Regions from separate parts of the Homo sapiens genome. Here regions 2 and 3 are each linked to region 1. Evidence: chromatin contacts called from ENCODE Hi-C or POLR2A ChIA-PET data. All regions are on one chromosome and are shown on one strand. Each heading gives the region's core, a stretch centred on a gene start or an enhancer-like site at or near the end of the contact. The rest is flanking DNA. Distances are from core to core; before and after follow the strand shown.

Region 1 (3,556 bases), core at 539-3,038:
ACAGCTCTTTTAGGCTTCTGGGAAGTAAGGTATACATTCTGGAGTAACTTCCAAAGAAAAAGGTGAAAGCATACGCGGAACTTTTGAGCCTTGAAAAAGTTCAGCGAGTCATTCTTGAAAAGTCCTTTTTTTAAACAAAGGGGGTTTCAGTCACCTCACATTTGCATAGCAGTTTCTCTCTTGTCAAAGCCTTTCACATTCACTTATTTTAATTCTTACAGCACTCAAGGAAGAGTGTGGAGTTGGGGGTCGGGGGTTGGGTGCAGAGCAGTGTTAACATCCTTCTGTAAGAGAAACGGAGGCTTTTGAGAGGCCAGGCGTGGCGGCTCATGCCTGTCATCCCGGCACCTTGGAAGGAGGATCCATTTGGGTCCAGGAGTTCCCGGCACTTTGGAAGGAGGATCATTTGGGTCCAGGAGTTCAAGACCAGCCTGGGCAACATGGGGGAAACCCTGTCTCTACAAAAAAAAAAAAAAAAAAAAAAAAAAAGCTGGGCGTGGTGGTGTGCCCTGGTAGTCCTAGCTACTCAGGGTGCTTGAGGCAGGAGGATTGCTTGAGCCCAGGAGGCGCAGGATGCAGTTAACCGTGATCGCGCCACTGCACTCCAGCCTGGGCGACAGAGCAAGACTCTGTCTTGGAAAACAAACAAACAACAAATACAATAAATTAAAAAAATTAGTTGGGTGTGGTGGCACACAGCTGTAGTCCCAGCTACTCAAGAGGCTGTGGCAGGAGGATCCCTTGAGACCAGGAGTTCAAGACCAGCCTGGGCAATGTTATGAGACACGCCACCCGCCCAGTCTTTACAGAGAATAAAAAAGTTATCTGGGTGTGATGGTGCACACCTATAGTCCCAACAATTCAGGAGGCTGAGATGGGAGGATCGCTTGAGACACGGGAGTTGGAGGCTGCCGTAAGCCGAGATCGGGCTAGTACACTGCAGCTGGGGCAACAGAGTGAGACCCTGCTTCAAAAAAATAAATAAATAGGGGCCGGGCGCGGTGGCTCACGCCTGTAATCCCAGCACTTTGGGAGGGCGAGACAGGCGGATCACTTGAGTGGTCAGGAGTTCTAGACCAGCCTGGCCAACAAAAATAAGCCAAACGTGGTGGTGTGTGCTTGTAATCTCAGCTACTCGGGAGGCCAAGGCATGAGAATCACTTGAATCCGGGAGGCGGAGGCTGCAGTGAGCCGAGATCGCGCCACTGGACTGCAACCTGGGGGACAGAGCAACACTCTGTCTCAATAATTAAATAAATAATTAAAAAAATAAAGAGGCTCCTGAGAGTCAACTTATTTGCCTGAGCCACTTATTTCACACATCCCAGGACGCCTGATGAAGGGTTCTGGATTTTATTGTCTCCTGTCATCCAGGCGGGCTTCCTGGAGGAAACCGGACCGCCAGGGAGGCCGCGGCCTCGGTCCCAGAGGTCGCGCGTCGCGGGGCCGGGGGAGGTGGGGGAGAGGAGGCCGCTCTGGGGCCGATCCCGCCCGCAGCTGGGGGCCCCCGTCACGTGACCAGCCGGGCGCCCAGGTCACGTGTCGGGGCGGGGAGGGGGGGGGCTGTCGGGGGCGACGGGCGTCCGGGCAGTGGCGCGCGCGGCACGCGAGCAGCGCACGAGGAGAGGTGGCGCGGGCCGGAGCCGCGGAGGGAGGCGGCGGCGGCGGCGGCGGCGGCGGCGGCGGCGGCGGCGGCGGCGGCGGCGGCGGCGGCGGCGGCGGCGGTGGAAGGGGCGGCCCCGCGGCCCCGCGTCCGCGTCACGTGGTGCGAGGCGGGCAGCCATCTTGCTACAAACACAAACACAGAGGAGCGGCCGCCGCGGGAGCGCCAGCGCCCCCTCCCCCGCTGCTAGCCGCCGTCGCCGTCCCCGGCCCCCGCCCGCCGCGCGCCGCCCACGCCCCGGGACCGGACCCTCGCGCCGCCCGCGGTAAGCGCCCAGTGGCCCCGCGGCCCCCGGCCCGCAGCCCAGCCCCGGGGCAGGCCCGCCCCCGACGCCGCGGCGGCCGCGCCGAGCCCGCGAGCTAGAGAAGCGCCGGAGCCAGCGCGCGGGCCGCCAGCGAGGACCCTCCCCCGTCTCCTCCCCGAGGCCGCCGCAGCCCGGTGCGTCCTCCCGCTCTCCCGCCCGCTCCGGCCCATCCCCGCCGCCGGGACCCTCCCCCAGAGCCGGCCAGCCTCGGGGAGGCCCCGGGAGGCCGGCGCCCGGCTTAGGGGGCGACCGCTCGCCCCCCTCGCACCTGGCGCCCCTCCCTGAAGGGCACGCCGTCCTCCCGGGCCGGCGCGCTGCCTTCCACCCCCGCGCTCCTAACGGTCGCCCCCGGGCCCCTGCCAAGCCCTGCCCTGGGCCGCCTGGGGGCCCCCGACCCTAGCGTCCTAGGGTGGCCGGGCCCCGCGCTTCCCGGAGTTCTCCCCAGCGCGCCTTTGGGTTCCCCTCGGAACGAGCTGGGCCTTGCGGTTCCCCAGGTCCAAGCGTTCCACGACTTTGGCCAACATGGAAGCCTTGCCCTCCACCCAGGCACCTCGCCTGGGTCCTCCTCACCTCTGTTTCCTTTCGCTCCGGCGATCTTAGTGCTGGGTCATTGGGGTCTCCTTCTTCCCAGTTGCTCGGCCGCGGGAAATACCTTCCTTAGCAGAGACTGCTTGTCCTCCCCGTCCCAGGCCAGGCCCTTCTCAGCTCATGCCCCTCCGTGCAGCAGCTCCCTGGCCACAGCTCTCACACTTTGCCTTAAAAAAAAAAAAAAACAAAAAAATTTCCGAGTAACTTTTTAAAAGCCCCTCGTCTCTCTTCTCTGTTATACAGTCATTACTCGCATTCCCGGTCAGACTCCAGGTCTGTTGCATCCTAGTGCTAGGAACTAGGAGATGCTACATAAAGACTTGTTAGCTGGATTGGATTTTTTTTTTCCAGCCACCCAAGCCTTACTTCCCTCCTGCCTCTCAAAGTGTCGTTCTGGAAGATCGTCAGCTTTCCCACCCTCTTGTGCACTGCCTCTTCGAGTCTATATAGAAGTTTCAATTTAGAACCCCGCCAACCCCTCGCCTTTGGCATGGAAACACCATCGGTGGTACCAGTAAGGGTCTCTCCTTTGCTGCCGACATGGGGGATTTGGGGTTCTTTCTCCTTCCCATCTTTCCTGTGCCCTTTGCAGACCTAGGCTAGCCACCCTCCACCAGGCTAGCCAGCTCCAATCTGATTTTCTTAGATTGTAGGTCTTGGTCCCCCAGCGGTCTGTCGTGCCATTGGGAAGGATTTGAGGGTAGACCTGGCCTTGGTGTCCCTGCCATTGCCTGGGGACCAGGGGCCCTGAGGGTCCCACGTGGTGGTTAGTCAAGTGGACCATGTGCTTAAACTTCTGGACTAGCTTTTTCTGCTGTTGGACACATCAGTCTTGTGTTCGTGATCTGATGCGTTAGCCCTAACTTTTACATCTGCTATTGGAATTTGGGAATTAAAGAAAAATAGCCCACTTTAGAGGAGAGAAGATGAGAGGAGGAGGCTAGATGAAGGATGTTGAAAGTCTAACAAATGTAAAATGGCTTCAAACTCACAGAATAATG
Region 2 (3,746 bases), core at 135-2,634, 300 kb after region 1:
AGATTCTTGAATGTTTGTGCTGGAACCTGGAGTCCACTAGTCTAGTATTTAGGGGACAGAAAGCCCAAGGTCAAGAGCCTGGCCCCTAGAGGACAAAGGAGAACAAGGATGGGTAAGTTGGGGATGCAACAATGGCCGTGGCAGGCTGGGTTTGTGGGGTTCTTAGCAGCACACTCCCTGTTTCCCAAATCAGCCCACTGCCTGCACATGCACCCCCCAACCCACCCTGGGGAGGCCCAGCACTCACCTGGCTGGGGTTGTGGCTTTAGTCCGCTGCTGACCTGTAGGGGGACCAACAGTGAGTCAGGGTGGCATCCGGGTGATGGCAGTCTCCATCCCACCTTCTCTGCTGCGCCCTAGGCTGAGGCCCTCCTTAGAGGGACCGGAGCAGCAGAGCTGCTCCACCCAAACCCATCAGGAAGGGCCTGGGACTCAGCCGGCACCCTGAGGTCTCCACCTGTCCTCCCTGTTGTCTTCCATGTCACCTCCTGAGACCCCTTCACCCTGACCCCCTCCCTTGGTTTCTTTCTCTCTTGAGCTCTCTGCTCAGCCCCAACCTGGCTCCCTCCACCGCTGAGCCCTCGCCCAGTCACTTCTCCCCTCCCCTCCCCTTCCCTTGACATTGGCACCCCGCCCCCATTCCCTCCAGGTCCTCAGGGAGACCGTGCCTGTGCTTTCCTTCTGGGTGGCGGCTATGTCTGCCCTCCAGCCTTGGGAGCGTCGTGCTTGGGACTCATGTTTGTGGCTGTTCAAATTCTGTTGCCACCACTAGGCTTCCCCTCCCCTCTGGCTGGTCCCACCCTGAATCCTCTGCTGCCTCTCCCATTGTGTCCTGCCCCTCCCATCCCCGTGGCATCCTTGCAGTGTTTCCCAAGCAGTGGGCTCCTGGTCCACAGACATCCCCTCCACCATCTAGCCTCCTCCCAGGAGGGCTCCATGTCCACAGAGACACCCTCTGAACCCAGGCCTTGAGGTACCCCTCAACTCCAGGGACCTCCCCTTCCACTTCTACAGGACTTTTTTTTTTTTTTTTAATGTTTAGACTGAGAACTCTGAAATATTAATTGCTAGTATCATTTCCATGCTGCAGCTTTCTTTCCAGCACTCTTCTGTCCCTCTGTTTTTTCCCTCTCTTTAGGTTATGTTTTATTTTACTTACGGTAAAAAAAAAACAAAAAAACAAACAAAACACTAGAATTCACTTTTAACCACGTGTACAGTTCATTAGTGTTAAGTATATTCACACTGTTGTGAAACATCTCCAGGACCTTTTCATCTTGCAAAACTGAAACAGTTTTAAAGAACCCCTACTCCCTCCTCCCTGCGGTTTCTGACAGCCACCATTCTACTTTCTGTTCCTATTAATTTAATATCTCTAGGCACCACCGAAAAGTGGAATCATACAATATTTGTCATTTTGTGACTGCCTTATTTCACCTAGCTTGATGTCTTCCAGTTTCGTTTATACTGTAGTATGTGTCAGAATTTCTTTTTTTCTTTATTTTTTGAGACAGAGTTTCGCTCTTGTCACCCAGGCTGGAGTGCAGTGGTGTGATCTAGGCTCACTGTAACCTCTGCCTCTCTGGTTCAAGCGATTCTCCTGCCTCAAGCTCCCAAGTAGCTGAGATTACAGACGCCCATCACCAGGCCTGGGTAATTTTGTATTTTTAGTAGAGACAGGGTTTCACCACGTTGGTCATGCTGGTCTCGAACTCCTGACCTCAGGTGATCCACCCACCTTGGCCTCCCAAAGTGCTGGGATTACAGGTGTGAGCCACTGCACCTGGCCCAGAATTTCTTTTAAACACTGAATAATATTCCATTATATGTATAAACCACATTTTGTTCATCCATTCATTCATTGATGGACATCTGGGTTGCTTCCACCTCTTGGCCATTGAAAATAGTGTTGCTATCAACATGGGTGTATCAATATCTCTTCAAGACCTTTCTTTTCAGTTCTGTTTGGTATGTACCCAAAAGTGGGATTGCTGGATCGTATGGTAGCTTTATTTATTTATTTATTTATTTATTTTGAGATGAAGTCTCGCTCTGTCATCCAGGCTGGAGTGCAGTGGCACAATCTCAGCTCACTGCAACCTCTGCCTCCCGGGTTCAAGTGATTCTCCTGCCTCAGCCTCCTGAGTAGCTGGGATTACAGGTGCCCGCCACCACACCCAGCTAATTTTGTATTTTTAGTGGAAATGGTGTTTCACCATGTTGGCCAAGCTGGTCTCGAACTCCTGGCCTCAGGTGATCTGCCACCTCAGCCTCCCAAAGTGCTGGAATTTGAGGTGTGAGCCACCACTCCTGGCCTTTATTTTTAAATTTTTGAGGAAAGGCCATGCTTTTTTTCTGTATCATTTGCACTATTTTATAGCCCCCATCAACAGTGCGCAAGGGCCCCAATTTCTTCACATTCTTCCCAACACTTGTCATTTACACACTTTTTAAATAGTAGCTGTCCTTCTGGGTATAAGGAGATAGCTCTCTGTAGTTCTGATTTGCATTTCTCTGATGATTAGTTGGCCATTTTCATCTGCTTGTTGGTGATTTGTATACTGTCTTAGTCTATTTTGTGCTGCTAATGTATATAAGAATATCTGAGCCTGTATAATTTATAAAAAAACAAATTTGTTTCTTCTGTTGGACAAGAGGTTGCTGAAAAGTAAAACAAAGCAAAGCAAAGCAAAAATTATTTCTCACAGTTCTGGAGGCTGGGAAATCCAAGATCAAGGTGCCAGCATCTTGCTTTTTGCTGTGTCTTTCAGAGGGGAGGATTACTGTGTCCTCACATGGCAGAAGATTAGAAGACAGTGAACCCACTCCTGAAATCCCTTTTTATAATGGCATTAATCCGTTTGGCAGAGCCGTCATGACCTAAGCACCTCCCAAAACACACTACCTCCCAGTTGTCACACTGGGGACTAAGTTTCCAATACATGATTTGAGGAGACACATTTCAGACCATAGCATATATCATCTCTGGAGAAATGTCTGTTAAAATCCACTGCCCACTTTTAAATTGGGTTGATTTTTTTGTTGTTGAATTATAGGAATTTTTATATATTTCAGATTTTCACTCCTTATCAGATATATAATTTACAAATATTTTCCCCATTCTATAGGTTGCCTTTTGATTCTATTGATTGTGTCCTGTAATGAAAAAACATGTTTAAGTTTAATGTTGTCCTATTTGTCTATTTTTTCTTTTGTGGCTTGTGCTTTTGGTATCACAGGCAAGAAATTATTGCCAAACCCAGTGTCATGAGGCTTTTTCCCTATGGTTTGGGGTCTTACATTTAGGTCTTTAATCCATTTGGAGTTAAATTTTGTATATGGTATAAGATAAGGATCCAACTACATTCTTTGGTTTGGATATTCAGTTTTCCCAATGCCATTTGTTGAAGAGATTGTCCTTTGCCCATTAAGTGCTCATGGCACCCTTGTCAAGTCTTTTGACCATATGCGCAAGGGTTTATTTCTAGACTCTGTATTCTATTCCGTTGGTATATTAATCTATTTTTTTTCAATTCAGCTCCTTTTTTTTTTTTTTTTTTTTTTTTGAGATAGAATCTCACTCTGTCACCCAGGCTGGAGTGCAGTAGCACAATCTCGGCTCACTGCAACCTCCGCCTCCCAGGTTTGAGTGATTCTTGTGCCTGGCCCATGGTGTATAATTCTTTTGCCGTGCTGTTGAATTTGGTTTGCTGGTATTTTGTTGATGTTTACATCAATATTTATCA
Region 3 (3,649 bases), core at 872-3,371, 360 kb after region 1:
TTCTTGTCTATTTGTATGAATTACTGAGTTACATTCTCATTGCTACTTATTTAAGCAAAGTATTCTTAGTTTGTTAACAACAAAGAACTACAAATTGTGTTCATTTTCTGTCCTTTCCTGTTCTTAGACTAAATTACCTGAAATACATCAAAATATATGCTGTATGCTTACCTATATCAAAACTATGTTGTTTAGGTGCCGGGCACGGTGGCTCACACCTGTAATCCCAGCACTTTGGGAGTTCAAGGCGGGCGGATCGCCTGAGGTCAGGAGTTCAAGACCAGCCTGGTCAACATGGCAAAACCCCGTCTCTACTAAAAATACAAAAATTAGCCAGGTGCAGTGGACAGCGCCTGTAATCTCAGCTACTCATGAGGCTGAGGCCTGAGAATTCCTTGAACCCAGGAGGCCAAGGTGGCAGTGAGCCGAGATCATGCCACTGCACTCCAGCCTGGGTGACAGAGTGAAACTCCGTCTGAAAAAAACAAACAAACAAAAACAAACAAAAAACCAGACCATATTGTTTAGGGATACTTAGCTGACAAAATAATAGAGACAAGCAGGACATAATTACCATAAAAATCGGGCCCTGGGATGTTGGTGGGGAAGGTTTAAGTGGAAAGAATGGAGCGGTCACAATGTGTGTCAACCTGGGAGGTGGTGACCCTGGGGTTCGCTTTGTAATTCCTCAAAATGAGCATTTATGTGCTACTCACTTTTCAGAGGATAGAATTCTGAACTAAAATGTTTAAGCAGCCATACGCAAAAAAAAAGAAAAAATATGGATAGATTTTTATTTTAATTAAAACATTTAAAAAATAGAGACAAGGCAGCTGGGCGTGGTGGCTCACGCCTGTAATCCCAGCAATTTGGGAGGCCGAGGCAGGCGAATCACGAGGTCAGGAGATCGAGACCATCCTGGCTAACACGGTGAAACCATGTCTCTACTAAAAATACAAAAAAAAGTTAGCCAGGCATGGTGGCGGGCGCCTGTAGTCCCATCTACTGGGGAGGCTGAGGCAGGAGAATGGCGTGAACCCGGGAGGTGGAGCTTGCAGTGAGCCGAGATCAGGCCACTGCATTCCAGCCTGGGCGACAGAGCAAGACTCCAACTCAAAAAAAAAAAAAAACATAGAGACAAGGGTCTTGCTATGTTGCTCAGGGTGGTCTCAAACTCTCCGGGCTCAAGCAATCCTCCCGCTTCGGTCTCCCAAAGCGCTGAGATTCCAGGCGTGAACCACCGCGCTCGACCAGGAAAGATATATATATATATAATATATATTTTATAATATATCATGTTATATATTACACATAATATACAATATGTATAATACGCATAATAAAGGTATATTTAACATATATAAAAATATATATATATATAATAATTTTTTTTTTGAGACGGAGTTTCACTCTTGCTGCCCAGGCTCGAGTGCAATGGCTCGATCTCAGCTCACTGCAAGCTCCGCCTCCAGGGTTCAAACCATTCTCCTGCCTCAGCCTCCCGAGTAGCTGGGATTACAGGCGCCCGACACATGCCCGGCTAATTTTTGCATTTTTAGTAGAGACGAGGTTTCACCATGTTGGCCAGACTGGTCTCGAACTCTTGATCTCAGGTGATCCGCCCGCCTCGGCCTCCCAAAGTGCCGGGATTACAGGCGTGAGCCACGGCGCCCGGCCTGAATAAATCTTTTAAAACATAAAAATCTGGGTGACCCCCTGGCCGGCCGGCACAGATGCCGGGGTGGGGCCGCGAATCGGTTGGGACGCACTCTATCCGGCCTAGGGGCACCTGGGCCAGCAACGGGCCGCCGCGCGTGCGCAGTGGGCGGGGGGGCCCCGCGCTCCTACCTGCAAGTGGCCAGTGCCGAGTGCTGGGCCGCCGCTCCTGCCGTGCATGTTGGGGAGCCAGTACATGCAGGTGGGCTCCACACGGAGAGGGGCGCCGACCCCGTGATAGGGCTTTACCTGGTACATCGGGGTGGCGCGTGCCAGACACCAACGGTCGGAAACCGCCAGACACCAACGCTCGGAATCCACGCCAGGCCACGACGGAGGGCGACTACCTCCCTTCTGACCCTGCTGCTGGCGTTCGGAAAAAACGCAGTCCGGTGTGCTCTGATTGGTCCAGGCTCTTTGACGTCACGGACTCGACCTTTGACAGAGCCACTAGGCGAAAAGGAGAGACGGGAAGTATTTTTTCCGCCCCGCCCGGAAAGGGTGGAGCACAACGTCGAAAGCAGCCGTTGGGAGCCCAGGAGGCGGGGCGCCTGTGGGAGCCGTGGAGGGAACTTTCCCAGTCCCCGAGGCGGATCCGGTGTTGCATCCTTGGAGCGAGCTGAGAGCTCGAGGTGAGCTGGGCTCGCGGTCGCCCCTCTCGCGCGCCCTCTTTAAGAACCACGGCGTCCAACCTCCCTGGAAATGGGGGGAACATGGCCGAGGCGCGTGGCGAGGCCGCCTCGTGGAGGCCCCGGAGCGGCATCCTCAGCGCCCCAGCGATCCGGTGCCCATTAGGTGCGCCTTGAAGCCGAGGCAAGCTCCTTCGGGGTGCTGGGCTGCGGGCAAAGAATTCGGCCCTGTGAAGAGTTGGGTTCGGCCTGTCTCAGGCCCTGCCCACATCCCATCACAGGGCCGTGGACTTGAAGCCGGAACGTGAAATCCCTATAGACTGAATGCATTTCCTTCCTACCTGTTCTCTCTCCCCTTTTATTTTTATTTTTATATTATTTTATTTTTAATTTTTACTTTATTTTTTTGTAGAGACGGGGATTTAGCTATGTTGCCCAAGCTGGTCTGGAACTCCGGAGCTCAAGCAGTCCGCCCGCCTTGGCCCCCCAAAGCGCTGGAATTACAGGCGTAATGCACTGTGCCTGGCCTTTAAAAAAAAATTGAGGTTATTTTGGGGACAGTAGAGCGTCCAGACACATCCTAATTTGCATAGCTGCGCAGTTTTAAAAAATGCAATGCATTTTTACCTGTTAGGGTATGTGATTTCTGGCTAGTAAGCTACACCGAATCTTGGCTAGCACAGTTGAATTCCATGTCAGATTTGTAAACGCAAATTTGCTCTCTGCATTTAAATATATTAGATATATTTAGGTAACTACATTTAAATGTATTGAGACATTTAAATAAATTTGCCGTCTGTATCTAAATATCTGAAGTGGACCAGGTGCGGTGGCTCACACCTATAATCCCATCACTTTGGGAGGCCAAGGCAAGTGGATCATGAGGTCAGGAGTTCACGACCAGCCTGGCCAACATGGTGAAATCCCATTTCTACTAAAAATACAAAAATTAGCTGGGCGTGGTGGCAGGCGCCTGTAATCCTAGCTACTTGGGAGGCTGAGGCAGGAGAATCGCTGGAACCCAGGAGACAGAGGTTGCAGTGAGCTGAGATTGCACCACTGCAGTCTAGCCTGGGTGACACAGCAAGACTCCATCTCAAAAAAAAAAAAGAAAAAAAATCAGAACTGGACCTGTAGCCTGTAGTGTGTTGCCAAATAAACTTATTTTTAGAGATACTTCTTTCCATTTTCTGTGAGGTCATCTGCAGTTTCACATGGTAGACAGACTTTGGTGAGATTCTTAGCAACATAGAATGAAGAGTAAAGAGGTTTGTTTATTTCACAAGGGTTTATTTAAGGCCTAC

What was found. A loop is a pair of places that touch in the nucleus more often than their neighbours do. ChIA-PET counts read pairs that join two places held with the same protein, here RNA polymerase II (POLR2A). Pooled maps may share reads with other maps.
Region 2: a loop to region 1 is called in a pooled map, with 5 times the contacts of the local background. The contact joins the enhancer-like site here to the promoter of GIGYF1 in region 1. A Hi-C loop is called at or near these places in 3 of 50 pooled maps. POLR2A ChIA-PET finds 5 or more read pairs at or near these places in 2 of 52 experiments (GM12878 and activated T-cell).
Region 3: a pooled map shows a loop between it and region 1 (5-fold over the local background). The contact joins the promoter of STAG3L5P-PVRIG2P-PILRB here to the promoter of GIGYF1 in region 1. A Hi-C loop is called at or near these places in 1 of 168 maps with a recorded cell type or tissue (CD8-positive, alpha-beta T cell) and 4 of 50 pooled maps. POLR2A ChIA-PET finds 5 or more read pairs at or near these places in 2 of 52 experiments (A673 and activated CD4-positive, alpha-beta T cell).

Annotation. Positions count from the first base shown.
Region 1 is chr7:100,692,482-100,696,037 of GRCh38, reverse strand. It overlaps GIGYF1 (GRB10 interacting GYF protein 1), which reads left to right and starts at 1,788. Exons shown (of 27, transcript NM_001375765.1): 1 at 1,788-1,928. RefSeq lists an enhancer at 1-682, silencers at 1,370-1,529, 1,970-2,069, 2,240-2,359 and a cis regulatory region at 1,221-2,714.
Region 2 is chr7:100,394,414-100,398,159 of GRCh38, reverse strand. PILRA (paired immunoglobin like type 2 receptor alpha) reads right to left here. Exons shown (of 7, transcript NM_013439.3): 4 at 248-281. Among named protein-coding and RNA genes, the nearest start is that of PILRA, 23 kb to the right of the region's middle. RefSeq lists enhancers at 1-388, 1,256-1,305. Within about 2 kb of position 1,384, at least 6 of the 41 ENCODE cell types and tissues checked have a DNase peak (open chromatin) inside an H3K27ac peak, as active enhancers do; they include GM12878, where a contact is called at or near this core.
Region 3 is chr7:100,334,537-100,338,185 of GRCh38, reverse strand. It overlaps STAG3L5P-PVRIG2P-PILRB (STAG3L5P-PVRIG2P-PILRB readthrough), which reads right to left and starts at 2,121. Exons shown (of 17, transcript NR_036570.1): 1 at 1,849-2,121; 2 at 1-7. It also overlaps the pseudogene PMS2P1 and the pseudogene STAG3L5P. RefSeq lists a silencer at 1,753-1,822 and enhancers at 2,313-2,452, 2,141-3,019.